Regions from separate parts of the Homo sapiens genome. Here region 2 is linked to region 1. Evidence: chromatin contacts called from ENCODE Hi-C or POLR2A ChIA-PET data. All regions are on one chromosome and are shown on one strand. The core of a region is the stretch at or near the end of the contact, and the rest is flanking DNA. Distances in the headings are between cores, read along the strand shown.

The links. A loop is a pair of places that touch in the nucleus more often than their neighbours do. ChIA-PET counts read pairs that join two places held with the same protein, here RNA polymerase II (POLR2A).
Region 2: a map of endothelial cell of hepatic sinusoid shows a loop between it and region 1 (9-fold over the local background). The contact joins the enhancer-like site here to the promoter of RBM5-AS1 in region 1. A Hi-C loop is called at or near these places in 1 of 168 maps with a recorded cell type or tissue (endothelial cell of hepatic sinusoid). POLR2A ChIA-PET finds 5 or more read pairs at or near these places in 7 of 52 experiments (AG04449, H1, HEK293 and 3 more).

What each region holds. Positions count from the first base shown.
Region 1 is chr3:50,099,323-50,104,545 of GRCh38, reverse strand. It overlaps RBM5-AS1 (RBM5 antisense RNA 1), which reads left to right and starts at 3,558. Exons shown (of 1, transcript NR_045388.1): 1 at 3,558-4,943. RBM5 (RNA binding motif protein 5) reads right to left here. Exons shown (of 25, transcript NM_005778.4): 5 at 4,495-4,564; 6 at 3,941-4,014; 7 at 1,380-1,463; 8 at 238-298. RefSeq lists a silencer at 3,903-4,103.
Region 2 is chr3:50,167,299-50,172,842 of GRCh38, reverse strand. The region is part of intron 2 of SEMA3F (semaphorin 3F); the gene reads right to left. Among named protein-coding and RNA genes, the nearest start is that of SEMA3F-AS1, 14 kb to the right of the region's middle. RefSeq lists enhancers at 1,506-2,479, 5,113-5,407, 5,339-5,544 and silencers at 2,895-3,105, 5,113-5,407. Within about 2 kb of position 1,907, at least 11 of the 41 ENCODE cell types and tissues checked have a DNase peak (open chromatin) inside an H3K27ac peak, as active enhancers do.

The sequences.
Region 1 (5,223 bases), core at 2,309-4,808:
TAAACCTCCTGAGTAGCTAGGACTACAGGTGTGTGCCACCACACCCAGATAATTTAAAATTTCTTTTTTTGTACAGGCAGGGTCTTGCTATCTCTTGCCAGGCTGGTATTGAACTCCTGTCCTCAAGTGATCTTCCCACCTTGGCCTTGCAAAGTGGTGGGATTACAGTGAGCCACTGCTCCCTGCCCCAGTTAGTAGGTTTTAATGCATATTGCAAACAGCTGAATCCAGTCTTACCAAACTTGTCTGCTCCACATCGGAAGCATTTTAGTCTTTTCCTGAAATTGTTAAGGCAGCACTGAAAAAAAAAGTTTTATCTGTAATTATTTCTCACATTAGGCCAGGCTTTCTAGTAACAATAACAGTGGGGCCACGGGTAGGTCCCAGTAACTAACAGAAAAGCAGAAAGTCTCACGTAGCTGAGACATGGGGACATAACCTAAAAAATTCAGAATGTAACACTGTTAAAATCTCCCAAGAAAAACAAAGTTTGTTGTATGTTGAAGAAGAATCCCATTATTATCAAGCCGAGGAAAGGGTTCAGTTAATTTGAAAACTCTACAGCAAGCCACTGGTGAAGCTCTTCCTTGTATCAACAGAGCACTATACATCCCATCCTACATACACAAACACAAGGTAAACTAACCACTGTCTAGTCCCCTACTGGACAGGGGACACAGTTTGAGCACTCTCAAAATATCAATGTCAACATTCAAGTTCAAAATGGTAAACCTTATATAACTTTAGCAGGGTTCTCAACTATTTTGGTTAATACAGTTAAGAGACTACGCCAAAAACTGAGAGCTCTAGAATTCAATAAACAGTAACATGAAACACACCTAAAATCTTAATCACTGGGCTTAGAACCTGCATCCTTTTTGTTGTCCTTTTTTGTTTTTTGAGACAGAGTCTCACTCTGTCACCCAGGCTAGAGTGCAGTGGCGCGATCTTGGCTCATTGCAACCTCTGCCTCCCGTGTTCAAGAGATTTTCCTGCCTCAACCTCCGAGTAGCTGGGATTACAGGCGCGCACCGTGATGCCCAGCTAATTTTTGTATTTTTAGTAGAGACGGGGTTTTGCCATGTTGGCCAGGCTGGTCTCTAACCCCTGGCCTCAAGCTATCTACCCGCCTTGGCCTCCCAAAGTGCTGGGATTACAGGCGTGAGCCACCATGCCCAGCAGAACGTGCATCTTAATAAACGAAACCTCTAGTTCTATCATCTAATACCAGTGTAGGAGGACCCAAGGAAAGTAACAAACCATGAATATTACTGATGATTGAGTAACAATTTCCTTGTTTGGACAGTCAAATAAACAAACAGAAAAAAACAGCAATATCCTAAAGGAGTTTTGTCTATTTGGGAAGAACATATGCTTACCTTGTTACAAAGCCAATCTTCAAACTTAGGTCTGGGATTGCTATAATGCATTGCAATGTGCTTTCCTTGAATCACCAACTTTTTCTGTAAGAAAAGAAGTAATTAGTTATTCCCATTGTGAGGAACATGTGTCCATTTTCCCAGGGCAGAGCACACTTCGGAAAAATCAGTGCTCTGGAATTAAATGGACAACATACGGGGAGGACCAACCACCGCCACCTATACTCTGCCCATCCAATCCTTCAGATAGGCAGTAAGAGAATGGGATGCGGAGTAAAGGTAAACGGAGTCAGGGAGTGCTGAGAAAGCTGTCAAACACTAAACGCTGACTTGCACCAGGCCGTGTCTCCAGCGGAGACAGAAGTCCTAACATTCAGCATTGACAGGCTGCCTGAGTGTGACAGTCTACTTCAAAAAGCAGAAGACACAATTCTCTCAGTTCTGAGACTGTCTCTTACTTTTGCCCTTAGCATGGTGTCCTTGGGCTTCGCTTCACCTTTTTCCCCAGTCCCCCATCCTTATGCAAAGTAAAAGCCTTTACATTTCTCCTTCCCCCCACACCTTCTGCTTCAGGATGAGTCCTTTGGGGGGAAAGGGAGGGGAACTCATTTTTAAAGGGAATCTGGTTACAATTCTTTCTCAAGAGGGACTATTCTGAATGCCACCAACTCTAAAACAACTAAATGAGATTTTTTTTTTCCTGTCAACTGCAACCATGTCATGTCCTAGGTGACAGATGTGTTTTTCACTAAAATGGATGGTACTCTCTTCAAGGTGAGTAACCAGGAGGCCAATGAAGTTTCTTCAGGGGGGTAGGAAAAGCTCATAAATGCACACACCACCTCATCCTTCAAGTCAACCATGTGACTACAAGGACTTAGCTTTAAAAAGTCAAAATTCTGAGCTGAATCAATCTAGCCAAGAGTATACCTAGCACCTACCCCTAAAGAGCCTTCATTTAACAGGAGCATCTTTTCTTTTTCTTGGGGGTGGGAGGATCAAGGGTGGGGGTGGTTTGACACTATCAAACAGATTTAAGTAGGTGGTTAGATATCCAGATTTTAAAAAGGAGTCTAACCCCTCTAAACATACATACTGTTGAGCAATTTGGTTCTTGCAAATCCTGGAAGATTTAAGACATGCTGTGAATTTTGTCTCTGCGATATCTAAAGGCAAGACTGCATGTCTGGCCAGGAGAGAAAAAGCTGAAGGGCCATCCACTCACTGTGATATACAGAAGCAAAAATAAAAAAGCTGGGAGATATGTGAATAGATCATCCCACTAGGAGGGATGTGTGCTGGGAGACTCCAAACTACCAGTGAGTCCCTAATCCTACTGGCCTTTTATTTCTGGAGTGAATTTGAACTGTAATGTGTTACACAGTAACATAGCTTTGTATACATTAAAATTGTGGAGACTTTTAAATGTCTTACAGGTTTTAGTTTCTTAGGAGTTTTAAACTCCTAGGTTAGTCATTCTGACATATCCACTGCATCAAACAATGCTATCATGTCAAGAAAGCAGACTCACATGAACCTTGTATATGTTCTGGATTTACTAGGATGGTATCTATGGTATGAAATGAATGAAGCTCTACTTTTAATAAAATCAGGCTGTGATTTCTGGGTTAGGAAAATGAGAGGCTTAAAAACTTTAACAAATCAGTCAGTCAAAGTGATACCCTCATTAGTGAGTCTTGTTATAAATGGCAATATTACCAATCAAAGAATGTAACTTTTATTCATGGATTCATGGATGACTCAAATCACAGAATGCTGCAGAAAAGCAAGATAATGAGTCAAGCAAACTTCCCAGAATGCACTTGGTTAAAGGCATTCAATAATGTGCCTTGGAGTTCTTGCAAAAAATGTTATTTAAGTGCCAAGCACTGAACATTATCTTGACAAACTGAAGAACACTTCAGTTAACACTACCTCGAAGAACCATCAATGACTTGCTTTGAACAGACTATAAAAGGCATTCTCAAGGAGATTAGAATGTTAATGCCACTCTAACTAGATTAGACAGCTGCAGGACACCACTCCCAGGCTAATCTCATCAGACTTATTGTTCATAAATTCCACTAAGTCCTTAAATATTCCCTGAAGACCGGTCTGAGCAGTTACGCCTCCAGGAGGCTTTGTGGTCTTCAGGCAGAAATAAGGAATTACTTATAAAAATGCCGCCACAGACTTTCACTATGTTCTCTTCACTGTCAAATGGAGAGTTTGATATACTAAGCTTACTCTCAATGGACATAATAGGAATATAACAAACTAGAAAAAAGGGAAACATTAAGATGTTTTAGTGATTACCAGACAGGTATTCAGTAGTTAACAAAGCCCTGCCAGGTAGGTAGCCATGTTTAAAGGCAGAACAAATTCTATAATGAAGTCCTTGGTACTGTACTTATTCTAGTAACATCAATTTTAATATATACAAAGCTTTTTTTTTAAAAAAAAGTCACTCCTTTGGAACAAACCACTCCTTCAACCTTTTTTTAAAATTGTACAGACTTGTTCCATTTTCATGAATATCTAGACTTGGTGAGTGAAGCAACCTGATTGGCTTCCATCCAGCTGGTAGCATCTTGCAAGTGATAAAACTCCACGAAGGCGAAACCACGGCTTACACCTAGAGACAGCATTCAGATATAGACGGGATACTTGTGTTAGTCAGTTCCTTTATAACAGGTGAATCTCTCTCCCACTGCTTCAACACTGCGTGACAAAGCCAATTGGGAAGCAGCTTTACAAATGTGACTTGACTTGGGGATCTTCTTGATACTTTGCCATGGCAAGGAACAAGCCGCCTGAACTAAATGCCACTCCATTTGATTCCACGCTTAAAGTAACCATGCAACCGACTATAGTCAAAAAAAAAAAGGAGTTTATAAATCATTACTTACCTAAGGAAAAAAAAGTCCCTAAAACAAAGTTTAAAAAAGTTCCTCAGATGCTAACATGGTTTTCAAAGAGTCACATTCCTTAGCCATGGCAAACCTTTCATTCTGAATTCATGTGCTTGAAGACTGGGGGAATCAGGATGTTCTTTAGGGACTGAGGTGGGAATGGGGAAGAGAACAATAATATCAGGAACTAAGCAAGCTCTCACCTGTTTTCCTCTTCATCAGCCTCACATCCGCAGGCTGAGGGCCTTCGAAGGACTCCATCATTTCTCGAATCTGCACAGGGTTTTACATTATTTACAGTTAAAGCTTTTGCCACACACTATTCCCCATGGAATAGGAATTACATCAACTGTTTAATTAGCCAAGTTTTTTTTTTTTTTAAGATGGGAGTCTCTGTCTCTCACTCACTTGATTGCCCAGGCTGGAGTGCAGTGGCATGATCTCAGCTCACTGCAACCACCACCTCCTGGGTTCAAGCAATTCTCCTGCCTCAGCCTCCCGAGTAGCTGGGATTATAGGTGTGCACCACCATGCGTGACTGATTTTTTTTTTTTTTTGAGACGGAGTCTCGCTCTGTCACCCAGGCTGGAGTACAGTGACGTGATCTCGGCTCACTTCAACCTCCACCTCCTGGATTCAAGCGATTCTTCTGCCTCAGCCTCCCAGGTAGCTGGGATTACAGGCATCCACCACCACATCCAGCTAATTTTTGTATTTTTAGTAGAGACGGGGTTTCACTGTGTTGGACAGGCTAGTCTCGAACTCCTGGCCTCAAGTGATATGCCAGCCTCCCATATCATTACATGCATGACCCACCATGCCTGGCCTAATTAGCCAAGTTTTTATCTTCTATCACCAAAATGCAATTTTCCTAAAAGGCACAAAAAAGAGAGAACATTTCTCATAGAAATTAATGCATTATAACAGCACTG
Region 2 (5,544 bases), core at 658-3,157, 70 kb before region 1:
TGGAGCCTGGATGCCCTGTTCTTACCCTGGCTGCCCACCAGGCAGAGGGCACAGCTGGTGCACAGCAAGGTCCTCACTTGGTCTGAAGCAGGTTAGCCAGGAGACCAGAAAGCCCTGCTGGACACACTGCCCTACGGACCCCAGCTTCCCCCAGACCCTATAAGGCTGCTAATGGTGGAACTCTCAGGCCACCTTGAATGAGCCAGGACAGTCATTTCTGGGAAAGAGGCTCTCTCCCTGGAGCTACAACCCTGGGGCTAAAGGCAGGGTTCAACTGGGTCCTCTAGTTTCCCTTTTGCATGAGTCCAGCAGCCTTGGCCCCTCCAACTCCAGGATGCTGGGGAAAAGTCCTTCCTAAGGATGAAGGACAGGAGGGGGCTCAGACAATGACAGACAAAGGACTCCTAGAAGCTTGGGAACCTGCCTCCAAGGGGAGGGAGAGCCGAGGGGTCCCCTTGGCAAGCCCCCTCTCCACCCACCCCCAGCTATCTTTAGCTCAGCAAAAGAGGGAACACTGTAATGAGGATGATGAATATTCACACACACAGGGGGCTTAAGATAGCAGCACACAGAAGAGTGCATGCATGTATACACGTGGCACAGGCATGCACATGGCGCACACATGTCCTACCACACATGAGGCACTCACCAAGGGGGTCACACATGTCTCATCTCCCCTCCCCAGCTGGTAACCCATTTCACAGGTGGGGCAGTCAAGGGAGAGGCCTGGGCCAGGCCCCAAGGCACCTGGAGGGGGAGAACAGCTGGGATCCGAGGCCCTAGACACAGCCTGAAGGTGGGGCAGAGGTGGGCTGGGGTCAGGGGGTTCCACCAGCTGACCCAGAGCCCATGTCTGGTCCCAGGACCTCACTCTGAGAAACTAGTGGGTAAGGAAAGGTCTTGCCCTGCCTGGCCCTGACTATGCGGTGACAAGGGAATGCAGGTGATGACCTTGGCCAACCGCTGGGACGCAGGGACGCCGAGGGATCAAAGGGCCGATCCTGCCTGGCGATGGCCTCACCCGCCTGTCCAGCGGCGCCTCTGAAGTCCTGGGCAGGGCGGCCCAGGCACCTGTCCCGCACCTGTTGTTGGGCCACTCGGAGTCCCCCGCCTGGCCGCTCACCCGCCTGGCTGCTCACCCACAGTGACAACAGGAAAGTAAACATTCCCCCACCCCCAGGGCTGGGAAGTGGCCAGAGAGGAAGTGGGGCTGCCAGTGGAGCCCCCCCAGGCTGGGACAGCCCGCCAGGGGTTATTTATACCCTGGCTGGGGGCATGGCTCGGTCATGCCCTTACCCATCCCCTGGGCTAGGGGGCACTTTGGGGGCAATGGCAGGGGGAGGGGCTAGAGGCTTAAGTGGGCGCCTTCAGACACGGGCACTCCGGGTAAGGGGAAGCTTCAGCCATTAAGCCCCCAGGAACCCAATCAGCCATAATCCCCAAGCTCCAACCCTGCGCAGCCTTGGGCCTCTATAATATCAACCCTGCACCAAGACTCCCAGAGCCCGAGGCCCAAGTCCGAGTCCCCTACCCTCTTGCAAAGCCCCAGCACTCCCAAACTCCAGCTCCCTCTGTGAGAAAGGCCGTAGAGAACACTCAGAGGATGAGGAAACTGAGTCCCAGCTTAGGGGCAGAGGATTGGCCTCGACCCTCTCTGCCTGCTGCCCCCAGTCTGCCCCTGGGTGGAGGTGGGGGTGGAGGGAGCCCCTTGCTCAGTTATCGAACACCCGCTGTGCACAAAGCCCTGTGCTCACAATACCAAGGGCACAGGGCACAGGGAAGGGATGTGACATGCCAGAGTGCATGGGGGTGGGATTCCCACCTAGGTCCATGGCTGAAGGAGGGGGAGGCCCAGGGGAAGCCAGTCCTGGTGGTAGAGACTGCCTGCCAGGAGGGCCAGGGCCGGAAGGTGACTCGCTCCCCGTGGACAGGGCACATGACTCAGGACCTGCGGGACCCCTCCCAGTGGCCACGGGATATGGCGTCAATGGCTCTGGTGTCACAGGACGTGACGCTTTGGTCACTGTGGAAACAGTGTGGGGGGAGGGGGAGCCCCAGGAGGTCGCGCATGGTGGGGAAGGGGTGGGACCCAGGATCAGGGATCCTTGGCTATGGCTTGAGTTTCTGGGTGAGCTTCATGACCTGAGTTGGGGGCACTCTCGCTCTCTGAGCCTCATTCTCTAGTCTAGACCATCTCTCAGGCCCTCCTGGTACTGATATTCAAAGTGACCCTGAGGATCAGTGACCCCGTTCTGATCTCAGAGAGAGGCTCACGGCCTGGCATTCCTCAGGTCTTCCCCCAACCCATCCTTCATGGGTGTCTCTGCCTTTCAGGGAAAGGAGAGTGGAATGAGGTCCCAAGTCCTTCCCCAAGGAAGCAGGCTTCCACGTGTCGCTATCTCTTGTAGGGCATCCATCCCCATTCCCACCCCAGCTACTCCATTTCCTAGTGCTAGATTGGGGAGCAGAGAGGGCTATAAGGCAGGAAGAGGCAACCTGTGGACTCAGCTCCAGCCTTCCCAACTCCAGTGTGTCCTTACCCCATCCCCAACCCACAGGAATAGAGCTAAATCCCAAACCATTCATCCAAACCCAGCCTACCAGAGGGGAACCAAGGTGGAGAGGGGTGGGAACTTCCCCGGGTCCCAGAGCAAAGAAGGTGTAAGGTTCCAGCCTTCTCAACCCACAGCTGGACTTCTGACCCCACTCATGCCAGACTGTAGGTGAAAAGGGAAACAAGGAGCCCTGTGACAGCCCTGCACCCCCAGCTGCAGACAGGAAGACTGAGGCCCAAAGGAGAGTGGTACTCAACCCAGGTCACAGGGTGTCCTGTCCCCTGCTCCCCACTCCACCATGAGGCAAAGGAACTGGGAGCCTTCACTCCTCCAAGCAGCCTGAGTCAGAGCAGGGGGTGGGCAAGTAGCCCTGGGTATCCTCCTCCAAAACCTGCCATCAGCAGGTGCCAGATCCTACCAGGCCCCAGCTCCCTTAAGGGACAGGGACTTGGGACAGAAGGAACAAAGGAACCTGGGACCTGAGGTGGCATCAGTGGGGGCCAGGGCTGATGCAGACCCAGCCTGGTCATGTCCTAAGGCCAATCCCCACATCTGCTCCACTTGTCCCACGCCCGGCTCTGGCAGCAGGAGCGCCATGCCTCCTCGAATGCCATGGCAATGTTGAGGGAGGGGCTGGGCACAATCAAGGGTTCTGTGGGGATCAGGACTCCAGCCCAGATAAGCTTTGACCTTAGGGGGAGGAAGGGTGGTGTGCCTGGGTGCTGTCTCCTGGGAAGGGCTCCCCACCCCCATACTCTCACCCAGGCTGGGCACAGGTTGGGAGGGGTGACATCCGGGAAGGATTTTCCCATCATCGGGAAGGAAGAGCCTTTTCTGGCATCAGACACCTCATTTCCGCAGCCATTCCTGGCCTCCAGGACTCTCTCATGGCCATCAAGCACTTGGGGTCCCAGCCCAAAGCGGCCTGGCACAGGTCCAGAGGCAGGACCTTCTCAAGGCACACGGGGCTGGGTCCTGGGGGCCCCCGGTCCCTCATATCTGGGAAGCAGCTGGTGATACCTTACTTTAAAGGTGCGGGCAGGTGAGGACAGGCACTGAGGAGGCGTGTCCACAGCCCTCACCCGAAGACCCCAAGTGGGCAGCCCCTACCCCTTGCTGCTGGTCTCCAGGACATCAGGTCTGCGTGCAGTGAGGTGTGGGCTGCCGCAAAAAGAGGAGTCTTGGAGCAGAGGTGGGCAGCCCGCCCCCTTGGTTATAGCCCCACAAAGCAGCAGGCCCTGACTGACAGCGTCACCTCCCCCAGCAGTGATGGGGACTGGGGATGATAGACAGATCCCTGCAGCCTAGCTCAGACCTCTGACCTCTAGTGAGCCAGTGCAGCCCTAATCCCTGAGCTGAAGAGAGATGGGACTGGGGGACAAGGGGAGGCACCAGCCTGGGTCTTTGTCAGTGTTTCACCCACCGGAAAGACAGACCTCCTGACCTTCTGAGGAGGGAAACTGAGGTAGCCAAGGCTATAGTAGCAGTGGCGGCAAGAGGCATGGCAGGGCCCAGGTGGTCCCTACCGGATACCCCCACAGGATCCAGGAAGGGGTGGCCCCGGCCCTTTTATCACTCCCCCAAAGCTGTGAGGAGCCCCAGAGGAAGGCCTGGGGACTGGGCTGGCCCCCTGGCTCTCAGCCTAATCCTCTTTTAATGAGCGGCCAGCCGGAAGGCCTCAGCCCATGGCCACAGACCTACAACCCCGGGAACCCCAGCCAAGCTAAGCGGGGGGGCAGGGAGGCCCAGATGCCTTTGTACGTACCTTCCTCCTGCTTGGCACACCCACTTACACCCCAACGCCACCCTGATCAGGCCAACCCAGGGCCCAGTATGTGCAGAGACACACCTGAGTGACGCCTGCCTTGGGCTCCCACAGACCCACTCTTGGGCACTTACCATTTGTTCAAGCCCAGGTCCCACATGGGGCTGGGCAGGGGAGACTATCACTGCTGATCTGGGGTAGCTCCTCCAGTTCCCCCTTTTCCCCCTATGCTCTGGATGGGAACCCTAGAAGCCAGACCCCAGCTGCACCCTCCCTGGGGAGAGGTTCCAGGTTCCTCTGACCCTAAGCCCCTGGAGATCTGCCCCCGCATAGCATCTCTAGCCAGGCCTTCCAGATTGGAGACCCAGAGGGCCTCCCTAGGAGCCATCCACACCAACCCCCGCTTCCCCCCAGGTAGGTGAGCCAGGTTGGTGCCAACAAAACCAATTACAGCCACTCTCACCCAATTAGCAACTAATTATGGTCTAGTAGTCCATTCAACATAATTAACATGTAAATGACTCCGCGTGTTTTTATTCAATAACCGCTCTGATTGAATTTAATTTAAATGTCTGAACTGGGGACCCAGTTACCGTATTTCACCACCTAGAGCTGCCACTCTAGGAAATGTGGTGGGAAATGTTGGCTCCTCCAGAGCAGAGGAACCGAAGGCCAGAGGCCAAGGGGACAGGCACCACTGGCTCTGGTAAGGTGGAGATGGTTATGGTCTCTGTATCCCTGACACATCTATCCCAGGGGTGCAGGGAATTGGTGAGGTCAGAAGAGCCCCAGTGGGACCCTCAAGATGGGAAATCCCCTGCAACGAGGGGCCCCTTTGCAAGGGCTACTGTAAACATCCCAGCTGTTCAGTAAACACCGTACAGGGGTAAAGAGCCCAGCTGGGCCAAAACGCCACTGTACACTTCCCTCCCATTTCAGTGACTAAAGGCTGGGGGCAGGGGGCAGGGGGCTGGGGCCAGCAGGTCCAGGCATGCTGTTCCCACGCCCGTTCCGCCCCAGTGCTCACCTACTCCGCCCAGGACAGGATAGGCTGAGGGCACAGCTCAGCCTCAAACCAGGAAAAGCCAGAAGTGACGGAGCAGCAGGATCACTCCCTGACTCGCCAGCCGGGAACCAGGGGATCCATGCCTCATCCCCGAAGGACACCCAATGACTTCGGACCTTCTGTCCCAGCAGATGGGGTCTCTCCGGCCTCGGCACCTC